Linked DNA regions of Homo sapiens: region 1 is linked to region 2. The links are chromatin loops, found by intact Hi-C in ENCODE. Cell type or tissue: mammary epithelial cell. All regions are shown on one strand.

Evidence for each region. A loop is a pair of places that touch in the nucleus more often than their neighbours do. Peaks named below come from ENCODE experiments on the same cell type or tissue, not always from the same donor. Only the 100,000 strongest peaks of a DNase experiment are listed, where the experiment ranks them.
Region 1: it touches region 2 in a loop (5-fold over the local background); 12 of 110 quality-filtered maps call a loop at or near these places.

Annotation. Positions count from the first base shown.
Region 1 is chr12:29,316,030-29,321,029 of GRCh38, forward strand. FAR2 (fatty acyl-CoA reductase 2) reads left to right here. Exons shown (of 12, transcript NM_001271783.2): 9 at 812-983. It overlaps FAR2-AS1 (FAR2 antisense RNA 1), which reads right to left and starts at 1,819. Exons shown (of 7, transcript NR_103860.1): 1 at 1,679-1,819. In mammary epithelial cell, a CTCF peak has its summit at 1,933 (motif pointing left); DNase peaks (open chromatin) are centred at 1,962 and 4,462.
Region 2 is chr12:30,805,695-30,810,694 of GRCh38, forward strand. No RefSeq gene overlaps it. Among named protein-coding and RNA genes, the nearest start is that of LINC00941, 13 kb to the left of the region's middle. In mammary epithelial cell, a CTCF peak has its summit at 1,941 (motif pointing left); DNase peaks (open chromatin) are centred at 477 and 1,897.

The DNA of each region.
Region 1 (5,000 bases), 1.5 Mb before region 2:
TTGTATAGGATTTATATTTTCAGACAGATTTTAGCTGGTATTTTTTTAAGGAGGGCAATAATCATATTACCATAATAAGTGATATCATCATAATTGAATAATGAGCTTAGGCATATGCTTTGAAAAAAAACCTACATACATTAAATAAAATTGAATTCAAATGAATATCTTTTGGAAACAACTACTGAATTCACAAATGTACATAAAAAGTTCTTAAGCTTAATCTAAGTAATAATATAAAAAGAAAAATACTATTATGAATAAAACTCTGGATACCAGAGTGGACAATTGAGTCTAACATATTCCCAGAGAAGTATTTGAAGTAGACTAACACAAAGAAATCTTGCCTTGAGAATCTTTACAATCTTTTACTTAAACCTTTAATAAAGATTCAAATAAAATGTTAAGAAACTTTCTAAATGGTTCTGAAAGTAATGGTCCAGCCAGGGAAATAAGGTCTCTCGCCTCTGTCTTGGGGCTTTCAGAATAGACTGGATGACCTTAGAATTAAAGGCAGATTCATGTTTTTCTGAACAGTACCTCCTTGTATTGACAAGTGTTTCCCCAATAGTTTGTTTTACAGTAAATGCTTCAACTAAAGAATCCAATTATTAACCCATTCACACTGTTTCAGTTTGCAGATAACCATTTGCCCAGCACAAAAATCTTTATATTGTTCTCAGAAATTGATTCTTGACTCTACACAGCAAATCCTTCGTCTTTATTGTTTTGACCCATTACAAATGCTTTCCACTATGATGGACTTATATTCTCCTTTTCTCCTCTAGCACTTACTTTCTTTTTTCCCCAGGAGTCCAAGTCTTGGCAACCTTTGAAAAAATCCCATTTGAGAGACCTTTCAGGAGGCCAAATGCTAATTTTACCAGCAACAGCTTCACATCACAGTACTGGAATGCGGTCAGCCACCGGGCCCCTGCCATTATCTATGACTGCTATCTGCGGCTCACTGGAAGGAAGCCCAGGTGAGAAGCTGAGTCAATGGCTTTGAGAGTGTCACTGCATGGGAGATTAAGGCCCCAAAATCTTTAGTGCTTCCTTCAGCCGAGGATTAAAGGAGACAACTGAATCTTACCCATATATACAGATTGAACACACCTAATCTGAAAATCCAAAATCTGAAATTCTCCAAAATCCAAAACGTTTTGAGTGCTGACATGATGCCACAAGTGGAAAATTCCACATACCTTACCTCATGTGATGGGTCACAGTCAAAAGACATTCAAAACTGTTTCATACATAAAATTATTTAAAATATTATGTAAGATTACCTTCAGGCTCTGTGTATATGGCTAAGTGTGTATGAAACAGAAATGAATTTTGTGTTTAGACATGGGTCCCATCCCCAAGATAGCTCATTACATATATGCAAATATTCCAAAATCTGAAAACAATCAAAACCCAAAACACTTCTGGCCCAAGTATTTCACATAAAGGATACTCGACCTGTATAAGTTTTGAACAAAGCAGTCATAGTGAGAAGCCACAAAAGACATTAAAAATGTTCCAGCACAATAAAGGAAGGTAAATGTTAAAGAGGTTGATGAATTCAGCAAGTAATCATTCATGCGAAAAGAAAAGCAATTGAGACTCTGTCACTAGGGTTTTCTGAATAGGTAGATAATCTTAAATATACAATAATGATGACAACCTCACTTACTGAGAGTTTACTGTGGCACTCGTGGGGCTAAGGCTGATGCATGATGATCCCATTTTCATTGTCACAGCTACCCAAGGAAGATGTCCTCATCATCCCAATTTTACAAATGGGGAAATAGAAGCTAAGGAAAGAATCTGAATTAGTCTCAAAGGAAGTGACAGGAAGGATGTGGAGAAAGCCGAGTCTCAAAGTCAGTATTCGGAACCAGATTTACTGCCACCTAGAGATGAGTGAAGAAATTAGAGGGAACACAGTGTGCTGATGCTAAGGCAGCTGTCACCACCTAGCTGTGTGACACAGGACATACGCCTTTATCTGTCTCGCTTGAATAATATTATGTGTCAGAGGAGTCATTGTTATAATTGCCTAAGGCAATTCTCGTGATCAAGAATCAGAAGTATGAACAGTATTGCCTTCTGTGCTAGCCCCTTTATAAGGGAGGAAGTCTTCTTCAGCGTGTTTGTCATCTTTATTAGCAGTGCAAATGACTAAAACTTAGCCAATGTAGAGTTTATCTAAATTTTTAAAGACCTCATTTGGAGCTCATAACTCAGTTCTTGAGCAAGGTGAAAAGGAAACATTGTGATTATGGGGAAAATATTTGTATGGGGCTTATTAAATAAAGACAGGAAAAGAAGAAAACCCAAATATTGTAGGCAGAAATGCTAAAGGTTTTAAAATATATCAGGATTGGAAGAGGGCCTGCATAAAGAACAAAGTTCAGTTAGGAAAAAAGAGAAACACAGAAGGAAGAGACACAATAAAAATCTATATGTATCTTGTGAGAAGTCAAACAGTAATATTTGTGGGAAATGGGTTGGTTTGTTGTGTGGTATGTATTTTAGCAATAATCTTTATGGCAGAAAAAGCTGAAATCCTTCTAGACCCTTTCCTGCTCCAGGTGTGCTTGTGTATACTCTCCTATGCTTTTACATCCATATATGGACGTACATAGTTTGCTTTGCAGTAGGGGGGTATGTGTGTATATAAATCAATTGTACATATTTTACAACTTTTTCCACTAATTTTCCATGAAAATCTAAGTCATTCTGCCCGGTGTTGTCTTTTTTTTCTACTGCAAATAGGGCAATGAATATCAGTGTGCATGCCTCTTTGTAGAATGTGCCTGTGTCAGGAGAGGATGCTGAGGAGGGAGACTGCTGGATTGAAGAGTATGTGGAGTTTGTGACTAGTGCCAGGTGACCCTCCCTAAGGAAGAGACTGTCAATTGGCACTACCACAACAGTGTATGAAGGGTACAAAAGTCTTTTTTTTTTCTTTTTCTTTTTTCTTTTTTTTTTGAGATGGAGTCTTGCTTTGTCACCTAGGCTAGAGTGCAGTGGCGAGATCTCAGCGCACTGCAACCTCTGCCTCCTGGGTTCAAGCGATTCTCCTGCCTCAGCCTCTCGAGTAGCTGGGATTACAGGCGCCCGCCACTGTGCCTGGCTAATTTTTGTATTTTTAGCAGAGATGGGGTTTCACGATCTTGACCAGGCTGGTCTCGAACTCCTGACCTCAAGCAAGTCACCCGCCTCGGCCTCCCAAAGTGCTGGGATTACAGGCATGAGCCACCGCGCCCGGCCAAGGGGTACAAAACAGTATGTCTTACCCTCTTAATGGGGGTAAGAATACTTTGTAAAAATCAACTTCTGAATTGTCAAACTCATAAGGAATGACATCTTTTTGTTTTTTTGATTTGCATTCATGATTGCTGGAGGGGCTGGACTTTCATTCATTTATTGGACATTTAAGTTTTCCCCTCTGTGTGCTGCCTGCTTCTGCTCCCTATTTTCCTATTGGGTTGTCCTTATTAATGTATGGGAACATGTGTGTGTGAATACATATTTCATATATTTTCTCCAGGTCTGTTTCTTTTTAGCTTTGACTATAAAGCTTTTTGTAATATGAGTGAAGATACATATAATGCAGGGCTTAGGAACATGGAGTTTGGAGTCAGGCTTATAGGATTTAAATCCTGGCTTCACCAATTTAGCCATTAGAGCCCTAAATTACTTCATCTCTCTAAATCCTAACTTCCTATTCTGTAAAATGGGCACAGTAATCGTAACCTATTTTATATAGTTTAATATGAGTGCTTAGAATATAATAATCCCTATTAATACTAAAGATGTTTAAAATTTTTATGTGGTAAAATGAATCAATCATTGTTTTCCTTCAGCTTTTGCATTTTGGGTATTAAGAAGACCTTCTTGGCTGGGTGTGGTGGCTCACACCTGTAACCCCAGCAATTTTGGAGGCTGAGGAAGGAGTATCACTTAAGCCCAGGACTTCAAGACCAGACTAGGCAACATAGTGAGACCCCATCACTACAAAAATAAAATTTAAAAACGTTGTCCAGGCATGGTGGCATGTGCCTGTAGTCCCAGCTACTCAGGAGTCTGAGGCAGAAGATTGCTTGAACCCAGGAGGTCAAGGCTGCAGTGAGTCATGATTGAGCCACTGCACTACAGCCTGGGCAATAAAGCGAGACCCTGTCTCAGACAAACAATAAAGACCTTCTCTATCTGGGAGTAATACAAGTATATTTTCTAAAACATATCATTAGGTTGATATAGTTCTGTACATCCAATGATATCATGTCCAACCGTTATTTTTAACAATTAAAATAAATGTATTGAAATCATATCAATTGCATCAGAGTTGGAGAATGACTAAAGATTTAGATAATAGTAAAGTGGAACCCTATTATGGTGCTTATATCAGGCACAATGATGTCTACCTCATGCCTAAGAAATTTCCTATGATACAGTAAGAGAAATACCTCATGAGTCATTAAGTACATGGGCATTAACTTTGACCAGAAGTAAGACCAAATCCCCACAATAGCATCATAATTACTGAGCCAACTATAGTAATCACTACTGCCAAGACTGGTTAACTACAAATCAAGTGCTTTACAGGCCAAAAGTGACTTGTAGCTAAAAGACCTAGGTTGGGGATTAGCTATGGGACCTTGAGCATAATCTCTCTGTAAAATGGAGATACATAATATACATCCTGACTATCTTACAGCCATATTGTTAGGATCAAGTAAGATTGTATATGAAAGTTTTTTGTAAATTGTTATAAAGTTGGGAGGTGCACAAAGAAGATCTGGTCCAAGTCCTGACCACAAGATTGGACAGTGTGGTTCATCTTGTGTAATGGGACACAGGGTAGTGAGATTACACAGCGCAGGTTTTTTGAGGTCAGTTAAAACTGGGTTGGAATTTGACTTTGACACTTTTTATCTTAAGCTTATGTTACTCATTTGTAAAACTGCAGACTTACCTAACAAAGATGATATCAAAATTAGCAGAGA
Region 2 (5,000 bases):
AGGTTAGGAGATTGAGATTTATGGAGCTTTTTTTGCCTAAACCACTTACCTTCTTAGCATAGGGACTTTTAAAAATTCTGATTATCAGAATATGGCTGAGAGATGTCAGAACCATTTTTCTCAAATATGAATTCTTAGCAGGAATAGAAATTGCAATTTTTTAATTTTTAATTTTAAGAGGAATTAGTGCCAGAGAGAACTATTAAGAAAGGGGTATATCCAGTCTAAGGATTATTAGGCTCAAGTCCATGAATAGGCTCTGGGAAGTTTGTAAACACTTGGAAATTATTTGCAAAATGTGTGTGTGAATGTGCTTTACCTTAGAGAGTTCATGAATTTCATTAGATTGTTGAAAGAGTTTTAGTATTAACAAAGGAAAAACAAACCACCACCATCACATAACAAAACCACAACAGTGATTTAATCTTTTCACCTAACAATAAGTAAATTGAGGCTCTGATGGCTAAATTAATAGCCTGAGGCTACACAGTCAGTGGCAGAGCCCAGGGTAAAGAGAGAACCAGCACAGCCATTGTGGGAGCCGAGGGTAAAGAGAGAGCTAGGTGTTGTACTTAGTAAATAAATCAGAAATTCCTAACTCTTAGGCTGGAGTTCTTCCTGTTATGTGAAGCCAAAGTAGGGAATCATTAGGTCCAAGAATAGGAATTACATTTATATTTTAATGAAAAGGTGCAGTAAAATTTAAAGGAAGAGAGAGGGTTGCAGATGACAGAATACAAAGAATGTTGAGAGAGATGAAGCAAGATGAGTCCATAGAATCAGAGGCTTAGAAGTAATTCCTATTTATGAAAGGGAGTGAGAACAATGTGGTGAGGTGTATAGAGCTATGTGAAAGTGCTTGTCAATAACATGGCTGCAGAATGCTGATGGTGGTAATTGAAAAGGAAGTAAAATATAAAAACATTTGCAGAATATTTCTTTTTTTTTTTCTCTTTTTCTTTTCTTTCTTTTTTTTTTTTTTTTGAGGCAGAGTCTCGCTCTGTCGCCCAGGCTGGAGTGCAATGGCGCTATCGTGGCTCATTGCAAGCTCCACCTCCCAGGTTCACGCCATTCTCCTGCCTCAGCCTCCTGAGTAGCTGGAATACAGGCACCCGCCACCACGCCCGGCTAATTTTTTGTATTTTTAGTAGAGACGGGGTTTCACCGTGTTAGCCAGGATGGTCTCGATCTGCTGACCTTGTGATCCGTCCGCCTCGGCCTCCCAAAGTGCTGGGATTTACAAGCGTGAGCCACCGCGCCCAGCCCAGAATATTTCTTAATCAAAATTTCACCAGGGGTTCCAAAATGGCAGCATAGAATCAAGCTTCTTCCACAGAAAACCAAAAACAAATATATAGCGCTGAGATTATTACCAGCAATATGTCAAACTTGAATATGAAGATGAGACAGTTCCTGGGGCCACAGAGAAGTGAAAAACTTTGAGAAGATGGTAAGAGAATCAGACTTTCGTGTCCACAATGCCTTTCCTCCCAGTCTGCTCAGCACCAAGTGTACGGAAAATTTCTCCCTGACTTATAGTTTCCACACTGGAAAAACCGAGGTTGAGGTGGACAACCAGCTTCCCCAGCATCTTGGGTTCTCTGGCAGGAGACCCATCCCTGCCTCAACCCAAGGGAAGCATCAGGAGTACCTTGAAAGGAAAACTATTCCTGAGGGCAGCCAGAGACAAAGGAGGGAAGTGAGACTGCCATCCTCAGCCCTGGAACCTCTGTAACTCAGCGAAATGAGGCACAAATCAGAGTAGCTCTTCAGCAGCACCATGCTGTAGGAGGTTCATTCAACAGGTTCGTGCTCTGGGCAGAACACCCTAGGCAGCCTTCCTGCACTACTGCGATATTTCATTTGGCATCTCCCCATTTGGGCTGGGAAGCACTCTGATCATTTACTAGAACTGTAGCAAACCTGGGCTTAAAGTGCCATCTAGTGACAAAAAGAAGGCAGTGACCTAGCAAGGAAAAAAAAGAAGTCAACAGATAAATTACAATCTGTAAGCAAACATATCCAATAAAAACCAAAACAAGCCACACCAAGAAGACTGGAATAAAGAGCTAATCCTTAAATGAAAGACATAGATGTACATCCACAAGAAACAACAGCAATCAGGGAACCATGACTTTTTCAAACAACCAAACAAGGAACCAGTGACTGATCTTAATAAGATGGCAGGCAATATGTGAACTCTCTAAGAATTTAAAATAATAGTTTTTTTTTTGTTTTTTTTTTAGGCAGAGCCTTAATCTGTCACCCAGTCTGGAGTGCAGTGGCGCAATCTTGACTCACTGCAACCCCCATCTCTCAGGTTCAAGTGATTCTTGTGCCTCAGCCTCCCAAGTAGCTGAGATTACACGCATGCACCACCACACCTGGTTAATTTTTGTATTTTTAGTAGAGATGGGGTTTCACCATCTCGCCCAGGTTCATCTCAAACTCCTGGCCTCAAGTGATCTTCCCACCTCAGACTCCCAATATGCTGGAATTATTGGCATGAGCCACCATGCCCGGCTCAAAATAATAGTTTTGAGAAAACGCAGTGACCTCCAAGATAACACAGAAAACAAATTTAGAAATTTATCAGAGAAATTTAACAAAGAGATTGAAATAATTTTTTAAAAATCAAACAGAAATCTTGGAATTGAGCAATACATTTGCTGGACTAAAAAATTAATTACAGGCCCTCAACAGCAAAATGCATTGAACAGAGGAAAGAGTCAGTGAGCTTAAAGAGAAGCTATTTAAATATTCACAGTTAGAGGACAAAGAAGAAAAAAGAAAAGAAACAGATCACCTACAAGATACAGAAAATTACCTGAAAAGACAAAATTAAACATCATTGGTATTGAAGAGAGAGTTGAGGAAGGGCGAAGTGTAGAAACCTTATTCAAAGAAATAATAGAAAACTTTCCAAAACATGAGAAAAAGATAAATATTCAGGTACAGGGAAGTAAAAGAACACCAAATATTTTTTACCCAAATAAGACTAACCTAAGGTTATATAATCTTCAAACTCTCAAAGGTCAATGACAAACAGAGGATCCTTTCTCTCTTTTAAGAGAGGATCCTAACAGCAGCAAGAGAAAAGAAACAAATAACATACAAAGGAGCTCTAATTCATCTGGCAAGAGACTTCTCAACAGAAACTGTATAGGCCAAAAAAGAGTGAGATGACACTTTCAATGTGCTGAGTGAAAAAAAGCAGACATCCAAGAATATTTTATCCAGCAAAGTTATCTTTCAGATATGAAGGAAAGATAAAGTCTTTTCCAGACAAACAAAAGCTGAGAGAATTCACCACCACCAGACTCATCTTACAAGAAATGCTAAAGGTAATTACTTATTCTGAAAGGAAAAAACATTAATGTAAATAAAGAAAACATTTGAAGATACAAAACCCATTGGTAAAATCAAGTATACGGACAAACCCAGAGTAGTCTAATACCATAACTGTGTATTTATATACTTATAAATACTTATAACCCTAGTATGAATCCAAAAGACAAACCTATTAAAAACAATAATACCTACAGCAACTTGATAAGAGACAGGCAATATAAAATAAGTAAATTGAGGCAATATAAAGTCAAAATGTGTGTTGCAGGAGTGGAGTTAAAGTGTAGAGGGTTTTTTTCCTTGTTTGCTCCTATTTTTTGTGTGACCTAAGATAAGTTGTTATCTCTTTAAATTCACATGTTACACCTATGAGATGTTTTTTGTAAGCCTGATGGTAACCACAGTACAAAAACCAACAACAGATTCACTAAAAATAACAAGTGATCAATTAAAACATACTACCAGAGAAAATAACTACAAAGAAAGACAGTAAGAAAAGGAAGAAAGAGAGGAGTTACAAAACAATCAGAAAATAAGGAAGAAAATGGCACTAATAAGTCCTACCTTTTCAGTAACAACACTGAATGTAAATGGACTCAATTCTATAATTAAAAGGCATAGAGTGGCTGAACAAATAAAGAAATAAGACCCAACTATATGCCGCCTATAAGAAACCCACTTCACCTATAGAGACACAAATCAAAGATTGCAAAGAGACAAAGAAGGTCACTACATAATGACAAAGGGGTCCATTTAGCAAGAGGATATAATAATTAGAAATATCTGTGCACTCAACACTGGAGCTTCCAAGTATATAAAACGAACATTACTATCTCTGAAGGTAGAGATAGACTACAATACAATAATAGTAGCACATTCGCCACAACCGTAGAGCAAAGAAAAAAATTTTCATCTCATGACAAGATGAGAAAACTCATTTCAATATATTCAGAAAATCTTTTTTTTTTTGAGACAGTCTCACTCTGTTGCCCAAGCTGGAGTTCAGTGGCACAATCTCGGCTCACTGCAATCTCCACCTCCCAGGTTCAAGCAATTCTCCTCCCTCAGCCTTCTGAGTAGCTGGAATTACAGGCATCCATCACCATACCTGGCTAATTTTTGTATTTTTAGTAGAGACAGGGTTTCACCATGTTGGCCAGGCTGGTCTCGAACTTCTGACCTCAGGTGATCTGCCTGCCTCAGCCTCCCAAAGTACTAGGATTACAAGTGAGCCACTGCACCTGGCCCAGAAAACATATTTGATAAAACAAAAATTTTAAAAATTTTAAAACCCATCAGGTTTATTCATAGGATTCTAAATTTTATATGAAAAAGCAAAGGACTTAAAATATCCAAGACAACCTTGGAAAGGGATAATAAAGGTGGGGCACTTACACTACTGGACTTAAGACTTATTCTGAAGTTACAGAAATCAAAACTTTACTGGAGGTACTGGGATAAAGATAAACAAGTAAGTCAATGGAATAAATAGAGAACTCCCAAACAGATGCATACCATGGCCATTTGGTTCTTGACAAGGTGCCAATGGGAAAAGAAAATTCTTTAAGAAATAGTTCTGGAACAACTAGGTATCTCTCTACAGAAATAAATGAATCTCTACCCTTGCCTCACACCATACACAAAAATTAATT